Regions from separate parts of the Mus musculus genome. Here regions 2, 3 and 4 are each linked to region 1. Evidence: chromatin loops called from intact Hi-C (ENCODE). Cell type or tissue: heart. All regions are shown on one strand. Region 1 holds the start of Ptpn14 (protein tyrosine phosphatase, non-receptor type 14). Region 2 overlaps Ptpn14 (protein tyrosine phosphatase, non-receptor type 14). Region 3 overlaps Ptpn14 (protein tyrosine phosphatase, non-receptor type 14). Region 4 overlaps Ptpn14 (protein tyrosine phosphatase, non-receptor type 14).

Evidence for each region. Peaks named below come from ENCODE experiments on the same cell type or tissue, not always from the same donor. Only the 100,000 strongest peaks of a DNase experiment are listed, where the experiment ranks them.
Region 2: it touches region 1 in a loop (1.9-fold over the local background); 6 of 42 quality-filtered maps call a loop at or near these places.
Region 3: it touches region 1 in a loop (2.0-fold over the local background); 3 of 42 quality-filtered maps call a loop at or near these places.
Region 4: a loop joins it to region 1, with 6 times the contacts of the local background. A loop is called at or near these places in 8 of 42 quality-filtered maps.

The regions. Positions count from the first base shown.
Region 1 is chr1:189,726,680-189,729,179 of GRCm38, forward strand. It overlaps Ptpn14 (protein tyrosine phosphatase, non-receptor type 14), which reads left to right and starts at 1,589. Exons shown (of 19, transcript NM_008976.2): 1 at 1,589-1,985. In heart, no CTCF peak of the experiment used is centred here; DNase peaks (open chromatin) are centred at 832 and 1,472; H3K4me3 peaks cover 2,143 bases; H3K27ac peaks cover 2,500 bases.
Region 2 is chr1:189,869,055-189,871,554 of GRCm38, forward strand. It overlaps Ptpn14 (protein tyrosine phosphatase, non-receptor type 14), which reads left to right. Exons shown (of 19, transcript NM_008976.2): 19 at 873-2,500. The coding sequence ends at 1,001. Among named protein-coding and RNA genes, the nearest start is that of Gm26574, 32 kb to the left of the region's middle. In heart, CTCF peaks have their summits at 1,045 (motif pointing right) and 1,622; no DNase peak of the experiment used is centred here; H3K27ac peaks cover 10 bases.
Region 3 is chr1:189,781,467-189,783,966 of GRCm38, forward strand. The region is part of intron 1 of Ptpn14 (protein tyrosine phosphatase, non-receptor type 14); the gene reads left to right. Among named protein-coding and RNA genes, the nearest start is that of Gm51739, 4.2 kb to the left of the region's middle. In heart, no CTCF peak of the experiment used is centred here; no DNase peak of the experiment used is centred here; H3K4me3 peaks cover 444 bases; H3K27ac peaks cover 324 bases.
Region 4 is chr1:189,816,688-189,819,187 of GRCm38, forward strand. The region is part of intron 3 of Ptpn14 (protein tyrosine phosphatase, non-receptor type 14); the gene reads left to right. Among named protein-coding and RNA genes, the nearest start is that of Gm26574, 20 kb to the right of the region's middle. In heart, no CTCF peak of the experiment used is centred here; a DNase peak (open chromatin) is centred at 1,324.

The DNA of each region.
Region 1 (2,500 bases):
CTCAGCAGTAGGTGTTCCCTGGTGATGCTGACCCCTCTTTTCTGCTGCCTGAATCCTCACTAAGGGATCGTGATTGTCACGCTAGGCTGTGTGGAATGCTGCCCACACTGAGCCTTGACATAAAGCTATTCCTGAAGGCTGGTTGGAAACTCCTCAAAGCCCTCTCCTTGATATTTTGAAAGACTCAGCCTCCTTTGCTTTCCATCCACCCCATTTTGCCCCCTCCACGCCCCCCCCCCCCCGTCCTCTTTTATTCTTCTTGGTTCTGTAGAAGAACACTCAGAAGCCAGTTATTAACAGACTTGCTCTGTGGGCACAGAGATCTTTCTTTCTTGTTTTGAGGTAGGGTCTTGCTATGTAGTCTAGGCCAGCCTCGAACTTGTGATTTTTCCTGTCTCTGCCTCCAGAGTTGGCATGAGCCATTTTGATAGGATAAGGCCTGGAAGTTTTGTGTCCCTTGCCTGTACAGTGAAGTAATTTAATGATATTTTGGGTGACAAGGACTTCAGGGTCCTTGAAAGGACTGGTCTTAAGATTTCAGGAAGAGAACAGATGCCAAGACATGCAAAGCACCTTAAAAATATAGGCAACTCCTTTCACTTCACAATTACTAAACCCAAGGATCAGGGGTAGGGGGCTGGGATCTTCCTGAGTTAACCACTGGGCCAGCAACTCCGCGGGGCCTAATACAGGTTTCCTTGCCCGGCCGAGTGCCTTTTCCATTACACTGGCTGCGCCTCAGTAACCCCACCTCCGAAAGTGCTAACGCAGTTCCCTCCCAGTGCCTACCCAGGCGGGGTGGGGCCCCCTCCGTGGCATGGAACAAACCGGGAAAACCACATATTCCAACTTCCAGCACACAAAGGCTGGTTGGCCGTGGGGGCGGGGTGGGAGGACCGGAGCTAAGACTCACTACTCAGAGATCCTAGGATTCTGAGGAGAGCTTCTAGATTGCCTTCTCAAGGAGGCCACCCTACTTTGTCCCGTGTCTCCTGGGCGGTGGCGGCATGGGGGCATCCTGCTTGGAGACCTCCCTCAAATAAATGGCCTGTTCTAGCTCCAGTGTCCCACCCCTTAGCTGCCCACGGAAATCTTGGAGGGACGGTCTTTTCCTTTCCTCTTTCCCCTCCGCCTCCTAAGCGTCACACAGTTTGGTTGATTTGGGTCATCGCCCCCTCTCCACTTCCAGTCTATCTCACTCCGGGCACTTTCCTTTAGTCCACCGTCCCACACCTTGGTAGGGAAAACGCGCTCCAAAGCTAGCCCATTAAAAGTGCACGACTTCTGCCCGGCCGGCCGAAGGAGCTCCCGCAGCCTGGCATTCCTCGGATTCCAGCGCTGTGACGTCCCTGGGGACCGTGCGCCCGCAGCGGGGGAGCCCGGGCTCCTCTTTTCAGCGCAGGGCGCGCGTCCCCGAGGCTGGCGCGCGCCCTCCCCGGACGCATTCCTGGCCCGCCCAGCGAGCGCCCCGCGCGCTCCCCGCCTCCTGGCCCCCAGCACTGCGGAGCAGAGCCCGGGGCGGGGGAGCGCGGCCAGCGGCGCCTGCTCGTCCCCTCCCACCCGGCCCCTTCCTCCGCCCTCCCCGGCCGCTCGCGCTTCCTGGCGCTCGGGCTCTCCGGAGGCTCAAGTTCTGCACAACTTCTCCCGGCTGCCCAGCGCCTCGGCCGCGGGCCCGGCCAGCTAGCTGCGCTCCTCGGCTCAGCCGTCTCGTCCACAGGGCAGGTCCTCGTGGAGCATCTGGTACCAAGTGGCCGCTGGCGGTCCCTCTCTGCGCCCCACCTCTCTGATCGCCCGGGTCCCCTCGCGTGGGACGGCGGTGCTTAGGTTCTTGGCCCTTTCTCCTCCCCGGTGCGCCCGGCGCGCCGGCCGCTGCGTAACCCTCCCTGCGCCCCTCCTCTGCCAGCTCCTGGAAGCCAGTGGTGGGGACCCAGACTCCCTGATGGTCAACGTGCGGCACCCGGGGCACTCCCGGGCCATGTAAGCAGGTAAGCTAGCCGGTCGGGAGCAGATACTCCAGGCAGAGCCAACTTCGTTCGCCGCCGGGGACGCCGGGATGCGCGGTGGGGGCGCCAGGTGGCCGGCCGCCGGTTCTCTTCGCTAGCAGTGCTCGCTCGTCCGGGATTGAGCTGGAAGGGGAGCGCGGTCTGGGACTCGGATTCAGCCAAAACATCGCCTCCAGCTCCTGTTGTGTTTGCGAGCAGGGGAACAGAGCGCAGAGCCCAAAGCTTGTCCTGTGCCTCTGTGGGCACTGGGTTTGTGAGGGGGTTCTTGTGCCCTCTCCCCAATACCTCAGCCTTGATACCAAACTCCTGAGTCTCTTGGCCCCGGCTTGGGTGATCCTTACAGGCGCGCAGGGAAAAATACCTTCATCTCAGACCAATCTCCAACTCGAACTTTGCAAGTTCTGAGAGTTAACAGCCCCTTTCCCACGTGACGCCACATCTAGTTTTAAATCTTTGGGAATGGTTTTCCTATCTTTTCTGGGAGGAATTGATGTGCG
Region 2 (2,500 bases), 140 kb after region 1:
GTGTGCACTACAAGCACATACCCCATACATGAGTATCCATGCACCACACAAAGGAAATATCTGGACCAGCAAGATGGGTCAGTGGGTAAAGGTACTAGACAGCAAGCTTTACTACCTGAGTTTGGTCCCCAGGACACGCACAAATAAATGTCATAAATTTAAAAAGAAAGAAAGGAAGGAAGGAAGGAAGGAAGGAAGGAAGGAAGAAAGAAAGAAAGAAAGAAAGAAAGAAAGAAAGAAAGGAGAGAGGGGGAAGGAAGGAAGGAAGGAAGGAAGAAAAGAAAAGAAAAGAAAAGAAAAGAAAAGAAAAGAAAAGAAAAGAAAAGAAATAGCTAACTTGAGGGGGTTGAGGCAGGAGCATCATGTGTTTGAAGTCAGCCTAGACTACAGAGTGAGTTCCTCAAAATTTTTCTCAACCTGTATGTAAAGGGAAGGGGATGGAGGGAGGGAAGGAATGGTATTTGGCATTCGCCACAGTCCACTGCTTTGAGAACCTTGCACTGTAAGTGCAAACAGCTTTCAGATTCACTCACACGAGTAAACAAACACGGGTGAACGATACCACACCAGAAACAGGGGTCTCCAACCGTGGCACAGAGCCGATTCCTAAAGCCCTGGAGGGTCAGAACCCTTAGCTCCGCCTCCTTCCTGGTTGTCCGCAGTGGGCAGAGTCTTAGCTCCGCCTCCTTCCTGGTTGTCCACAGTGGGCAGAGTCTTAGCTCCGCCTCCTTCCTGGTTGTCCACAGTGGGCAGAGTCTTAGCTCCGCCTCCTTCTTGGTTGTCCGCCTTGGGCAGAGGTTTCCCCGGCAGGGAGGGGAGATCTCGGGGAGGCATTCTGTCTCAGCCTGTGTGCCCTTTCTGTTCTCTTGCAGAAGGTGGAGGTGCCCACGATGCTGCGATTCCTCAGGGAGCAGAGGATGTTCATGATCCAGACCATTGCGCAGTACAAGTTCGTCTACCAAGTCCTCGTCCAGTTCCTGCAGAATTCCAGGCTCATTTGATCTCCTCCGGGATGCAGCTTCTGGAGGAGGGACGCAGCTCTGTCCTGCAGGGGGCGCCACTTCGACAACATCTGCCTCCCCCAGCCAGAGGTGGATGGCTGGCAGCAGGCAGAAGCCAGAGTTACTCACAAACATCATGTATTATTTTATATAAGATAATTTATTTTTTCCCTCTTTGGAATAAGTTCTGTGAGTTATTATATAATGCTTCCCCCCCATACACACACACAATAATATAGTGCTTCTCATTTGAACCACACGTTGACTGATCTGCAGTGTTAGCCTCCGGGAGGGAAGGTGGTGGCCCCCATGGGACATTTTAGACACAGAGGCATAAAGGGAAAGCATCTCTAGTGAAGTTGCAGGCAAACTGGTAATGCTCCAGTCAAAAGTGGCAAGAGAGAGAAACCATCCTCAGCTGGAAGGGAGAGAGCCAAGGTCCTGGAAAGTGATCCAAACACACTGGGTTCCTGCACCTTGCTGGGTGCTTGCTTTTCTCTCCTGCATTTCTGTCCTCTGTCCTCGCCCTCAGCAATCTTTCTCCGGAAGCCTAGGTGAAGGGTGGGATTGGCTGGAGAGCATGGTGCCTCCAAGGGTGGTGATGCCGTCTTTGGTCAATGGGGGCGCTGCTGTCCTTTCTCTCACCCCTTGTTCTGGCTCAGAAGTCTGATACAGTGATGGGTGGCAGGCTGGGTATCTGCTGCTTTGTCTTGTATACTCACAACACTGTAGTCTGGTGGCCCTGGGCCAGGCGGTCTGCACAGCTCAGCCCTCTGCCTGATTCTGACTGTGAGAAGATAACCCACCAGGGTGGGAATGGAGTTGGGTGTGGCCTCGGTGTGGCCTCTTAGCTACACAATGTTGCGTGTGGTGGATGGTGACGTAGAAGATGAAGTTCAGGTACATTCCATCTTCCTATCTGTTCCTAAGTTGTTAGAAGGGTCTTAAGGAAACTCACATTGGGGAGCTGTCAGGCACTTAGTAGGGCCCTGCCCGGGAGGTACACACCTGTGTCCAACTCACTGTGTGCTGCTTGGTTTTAGGCTGTAGCTGATGAGGGCTGAGTTGGTTCCTCTTAGAGCTTCCTTGTTGTCCTGAGGCAGAGTTCCTGGGTGATCTTGAGTTTGCTGTGTAGAGGATGGCTCCTAATTTTTCACATCTTCCCCTCCCACGTGCTGGGGTTTCAGGTGTGTCCCACCACACTATGAATGCTGAGACTGTCTACTAAAAAACCTTCCACCGCCTCCCTCTCCTGTGCAGCCCAGCCTGGGTCAGTGATGATATCGACCGTGTTCGATTTGAAGTCCAGTTTCCTGCTTATGTCCAATTTTGCTCAGAGTATAATTTTCTAAACTGTGAGTTTGTGGAACTGAATGTGTCAGGTCTTCCTCCACAGTTACATTTTTCCCTATTTCCTGAGCTGAAAAGACCAAACAGAAAGTGTGTGTCTTTGTGGCTTCTTTCTCCACCCCCTAGTGAGTGCTTATGACAGCAGAATC
Region 3 (2,500 bases), 55 kb after region 1:
ACTCTGTGGTTCAGTATGTGCCAGGCTCACTGCCCAACTGCATGTGCCAGACTCGATGCCCGAGAGTGTCTAGGGATAGTCCTGTCCCACCTCCCATCTCATAGTTAGAATTTGACAGATAGGCACTACCATGCCCGGCTTTGCATGGATTCTGCTGATTTTTAACTCAGATCCTCATGCCTGTGTGGCAAACCCTTTGCCCACAGAGCCACCTCCTCAGTCCCCCACTTTATTCTTAAAAATAAATAAATTAGTTAAAAGGTTACTTTCAATGGGATAAAAATAGTTCCTATTTTCTTAAACCATTTAAATAGTGTGAGTACTCTGATCTTGCCTCTCTTTCTTAGAGCACACATTTCAGTGCCTTTGTGGTGGGTTACAAAAGGCCGTTTTCATGCAGGTGTGCGCTGTACTTTGAGCAGATTCTCTCCCCACTTCCCTGAGCCCCTTTTGTTCCCCCTCCCCCAGCAGCTTGGCAGCTCCCCCCACCCCCGCCCCGCCCTGTAAGCACATAGTTTTCTGTCTGTGTGATTATCTCCAGTTGCCTTCATTTCCCTACTGACAGTATAAGAAGGTAAGTTTCATTTGCTATCTGATGTTGGACACCCCGGTCAGCCCCATAACTCAGCTGTAGTGAATAGCTAGCACTGCTGTAAACACTGATGTGCAAGAGTCTCTGTGACGTGTCACCTTAACGGTGTCACCTTAGCGCCCTCAGGCCAAATGCCCAGGAGTGATATAGATACAGCTGAGTCTTACGGAGGATCAATCTATTGTTAGTTCCTTAAAGAAACTTCCACACTGACCACTAGAGTGTCCAAATTAGTGTATGTTCCCATTGCCACAGTGCTAGGGTCCCTTCTGTCACTTCACTCGTGTGTTACTCCTCCTTTCTTGAGTGTGTATATGGCCCTCCTGGGTTTACAATACAGCAAGCACTCTCGCACACTGAGCCCTTTCTGTAGCCCAGTGGTTTTCGACTGTCCTAATGCTGTGACTCTTCAGTACAGTTCCTCACGTTGTGGTGACCACAACCATAAAATTATTTTGTTGCTATGTCGTATCTGTACTTTTGCAGCTGGTATGAGTTGCAATGTAAATATTTTTGGAGATAGAGCTTTGCCAGAGGAGTTGAGACCCACAGGTTGAGAACCACTGACCCATTTGCTTGCTTTCCTAATGACTTCCTTTGAGTGTGCTGAGACGGAGCCTCAATGTTGTTGTTGGTTTTTTGGTTTTTTGTTTTTTTTTTCTCTTTCTTTCTTCATTTTCCCCTGTCTGCATTTCATATTTTTTTGAAACAGTTTTATTAGGGAAATTGAAAGTGTCATAGACATGGGTCTTTGTATGTGGCTTTCAGTTCTGGGTTTATGTTTTCATGTGATAAAGCAACTGTCATGAAGCCCCAGAGAGCCACCCTGGGAAGCTGGGCAAAGCGCCTGGAGCCAGGCTATGGGACGGAAGAGGAGGGTGTGAGCGATGTTTCCTCAGGTGAAGAATGGAGGCTCGTTCACTGCCGTAAAACACTAGCACAGAGTGGGGTTCAAGCTCTCTTACATGTCACTACAGTGTCGGGTCACTTGGGACCATCCAGGTGTCACACCTAGACCAGGTTTGGTCAGAATCACCTGCAGTTCCTTCTAGAAGCACGGCTCTGTGGCTCCACACTGCTAGGAGTGGGTGTTAAGAGCTTTTCATTGAGGTGAACAGTGTGTGTGGAAGAGAGAGAGCGAGAGCGCGAAATCTATTTCTGGCTTTGGGCGGCTGGGGTTCGGTCAAATTGTGCTGATTAGTTCTGTAAATAAGCTCAGATGAGAACCCCCACCCCCATCAAACCAGAAAGCCTGAGGCATGAGTATATCATCTACACGGAGCTTTGTAGTGAAAGTATTGAGGTTCTCGGAGAAGCAGAGCATTGATAGCGTCTGCCTGCCGTCGCTCACACCTAACTGCTGTCCACAGTGTTCCAGCTCTGAATCCATGTATATGTGCCCATGTGTGTGCACCATGTATCTGCTCTGTGTATACGTATATACATACACACATGCATACAATTTAAAAATCACAGGTGGGCAGGAGAGATGGCTCAGCGGTTTAGATCACTGACCTCTCTCCTCCATGACCGCAGTCCTACCCTCGGAAGTCATGGTGAGCTGAGGCTGAGGAGACGATTCAGGGAAGGGCTTGCCTTCAGGTCTACAGACATGGGTCTAATGCCTACGCCTAGGTGAGCAGATCGTGGCCCACCCAGGAGGATCCCTGGGCTTGCTGGCCTGAAGCAACCCTGAGCGCCAGTCAGTGAGAAAACTTGTCTCAAACAAACAGTAAGGCAGAGCGCGACTGAGGAAGGCGCTTGACGTTGCCCTCTGACCTTTAGAGTAAGTGAACATCTGTGCATGCACACACATGAACGCTAAACACAAGAAAGCTAACCGTGATTTACAAGTATTCTGTCATTTCTCTTTTTTATTTCAGATTTCCCTAATTGCCTCCTATCTTT
Region 4 (2,500 bases), 90 kb after region 1:
GTGTTAGGCATGGATGTTAAACTCTCAACTGACTTTCTTGTTTAGAATTAACTATCCAGCATCGGTTCAAGGCCCCCAAATCCGTAATGCGCTCATGATCAGAGGACTGTGCCCCGCACTGATCAGTGGACTGTACCCAATACTGACTTGCAGAGTCAACTTTGAGATATAGGAGCAACACAAGTCCCTTCTTGCACACTGAAGATTTCAGGACAGAGGGAAATAGGAACCACATGGGCTCTGAAGATGTTTGCTAGAGAGTTGCGGCCATTTGTAGTCACACTCCGTGAGCCCAACACTGTTACCAGAAAATGAGGTCATCTAGTGTTGGGGGTGGGTCCTCCAAACAAGCATCTATATACAGTACCTTAACTGTGCTCCACTCCCCTGCCTCCATCCTGTGGGCATGCTGGTGTACTTGCAAGGCAGTCAGGACAAATCCAGGTCTGAAAGCTTAGCCATCGTGATGGGCTCTTCCCAACTTGGGGATCCTCTGCTGCCCTAGACTTGGAATGAAGGATTCAGTTGGGGGAGGGGTGGGAAACATACTCTCAAAGCTACGTGTCCTCAGCCTTTGAGTTCCTGGCGCCTTTCTCGTGGTTCTGCGGTGAGGCAGGCCCTGCTTTGTAGGCTACCACAGGCGTTCCTCAACCAGAAGGGACAACCCTGCAAGTACAACACACAGACCGGATGTTCAGGTTCCTCACATGTGAATTAAAATGGAACTGAGGGGACCTAGCCAAACATCTTGAATGTAATACTATGCTGTGTAGTTTCTTAGGGACGTCTCCATACCTCTGTCAGAATACTGAGCGCTTCCTTGGCTTGGCCAAGTTTAGCGTTTAAAAATAAACACAAACTTCAGTTCAAAATCCTGGAGGAAGAAGGAAGTTGGAAAAGTTGTTCATGCCGTAGAATATGGACATTCAGGATGGAGGACCTCCCCTCACCCCACCCCCAGCCTACCTCAGAGCATCTGTCAGCTCCCAGTTACCATGTTTAGCCAAAGCAATTGTTGGGACCCTTGTCTGCATCACACAGGGAAACTACCATTTCCTCGATGAATGAATTTTTGCTTTAGGCTAAAATCAAGATGAAAAACGAGATGAGAAAATTTACTTTGATTTAACGTGTAGAATTATCACCCGATTCTTACAGGGAGAGCTGGCCTGTAACCTAAGACTAGCCCCTGGGTCTCCACAGCCAGATGGGATGCCTCGAGGACGTTTGAGTATGAAGAATGTTTTAGCATTTTCTGTGCAAGCTTAGATTCAAAGCGGACCTCTTTGGAAACTTGGCTGTGCTTCATTTCCTGGCATGACGATTGGCTGGCTGGATTTTTCCTTTCCACCCACAGTGCTGACAGGGTGGAGTGTACTTCCATGAAATTGTATGTTTCTAAAATAGGACCCACAGTTTTACTTTACTGCAGTTAGAAGAGTTGTATCTCTAACCAAAACAGAGAGGAGCCCAACAATTCTAAAAACAGAACGCCAGCTCTGCTCTCGGATCCTGCAGGGCGCCATTTTTATATTTTACAAAGGGGCTTTCAGTGGGAAAATAAAGCTAGCACATAATTTCTAAAGTAGTTCAAATTTTGTTCTTTTTTTTCCTGCAGTCTTACTAGTAACTGTCGCCAAAGTCTCGTGTGGTGACTACACATATCAGTGCCCAGAGGTCTTTGTATTCTGGATGGCTTCCAGGTAGAACATACTACATCCCCGACACTGTATCCAAGCACAGGCATATGCCAGCCTACACAGGCATGAGGAGCGTCCAGTGTCCTCACTGTAGAGTTGGAGTCATTGTTTCCTGTCACAGGATGGTCTGAATTGGAGCTGACATGTATGTGGGCTGGGATGTGGCCCAGTAGGTAGAGAGTTTCCCTAACATGAAGCGGCCCTGGGATCGGTCCTCAGCAGTACGTATCAGGCACAGTGGCTCACGCCTCTAGAAGGCAAAGACAGGACGAACAGGGCTTCGAGGTCATCCTTGCTCACATAGGGAGTTGGAGGCCATCCTGGCATCCGTGAGACCCTGTCTGGAAAACGGCAGCAACAAAGAGCTGGATGTCGCTGAATAGCAAGCCTTGGGCTCAGGAGAAATAGAGTTGCTGGTTAGCTGGATCGAGTGGATTTCTTGGTAACTGATCCGGTCCCCAAAAGAATCTACTGACAGCCTCTTGGCTGTTCCTTTTCACTTCCAGGGTGACATGGGAGACAACTTCCGTTCTGGGTCACAGGTGACAACACCTTTACAAACATCCCCTACCCTACTCCACCCTGGGTACTGGAAGACTGTCCCATCAGACAGCACAGCAAAGAACTTGGATGGACTGACGGGGTCCCTGTGAGGCAGAGACTGAGGTCTGGTCCTTCCCAGGTTTTGCATTTATGTTTCCAGGAAGTGCTCCCAGGAAGTACTCCCAGGAAGTGCTCCCAGGAAGTGCTTCCTAAGTTCATGCTGACACCTGCTTGCCCTTCTGGCTTGAAGGACTGAA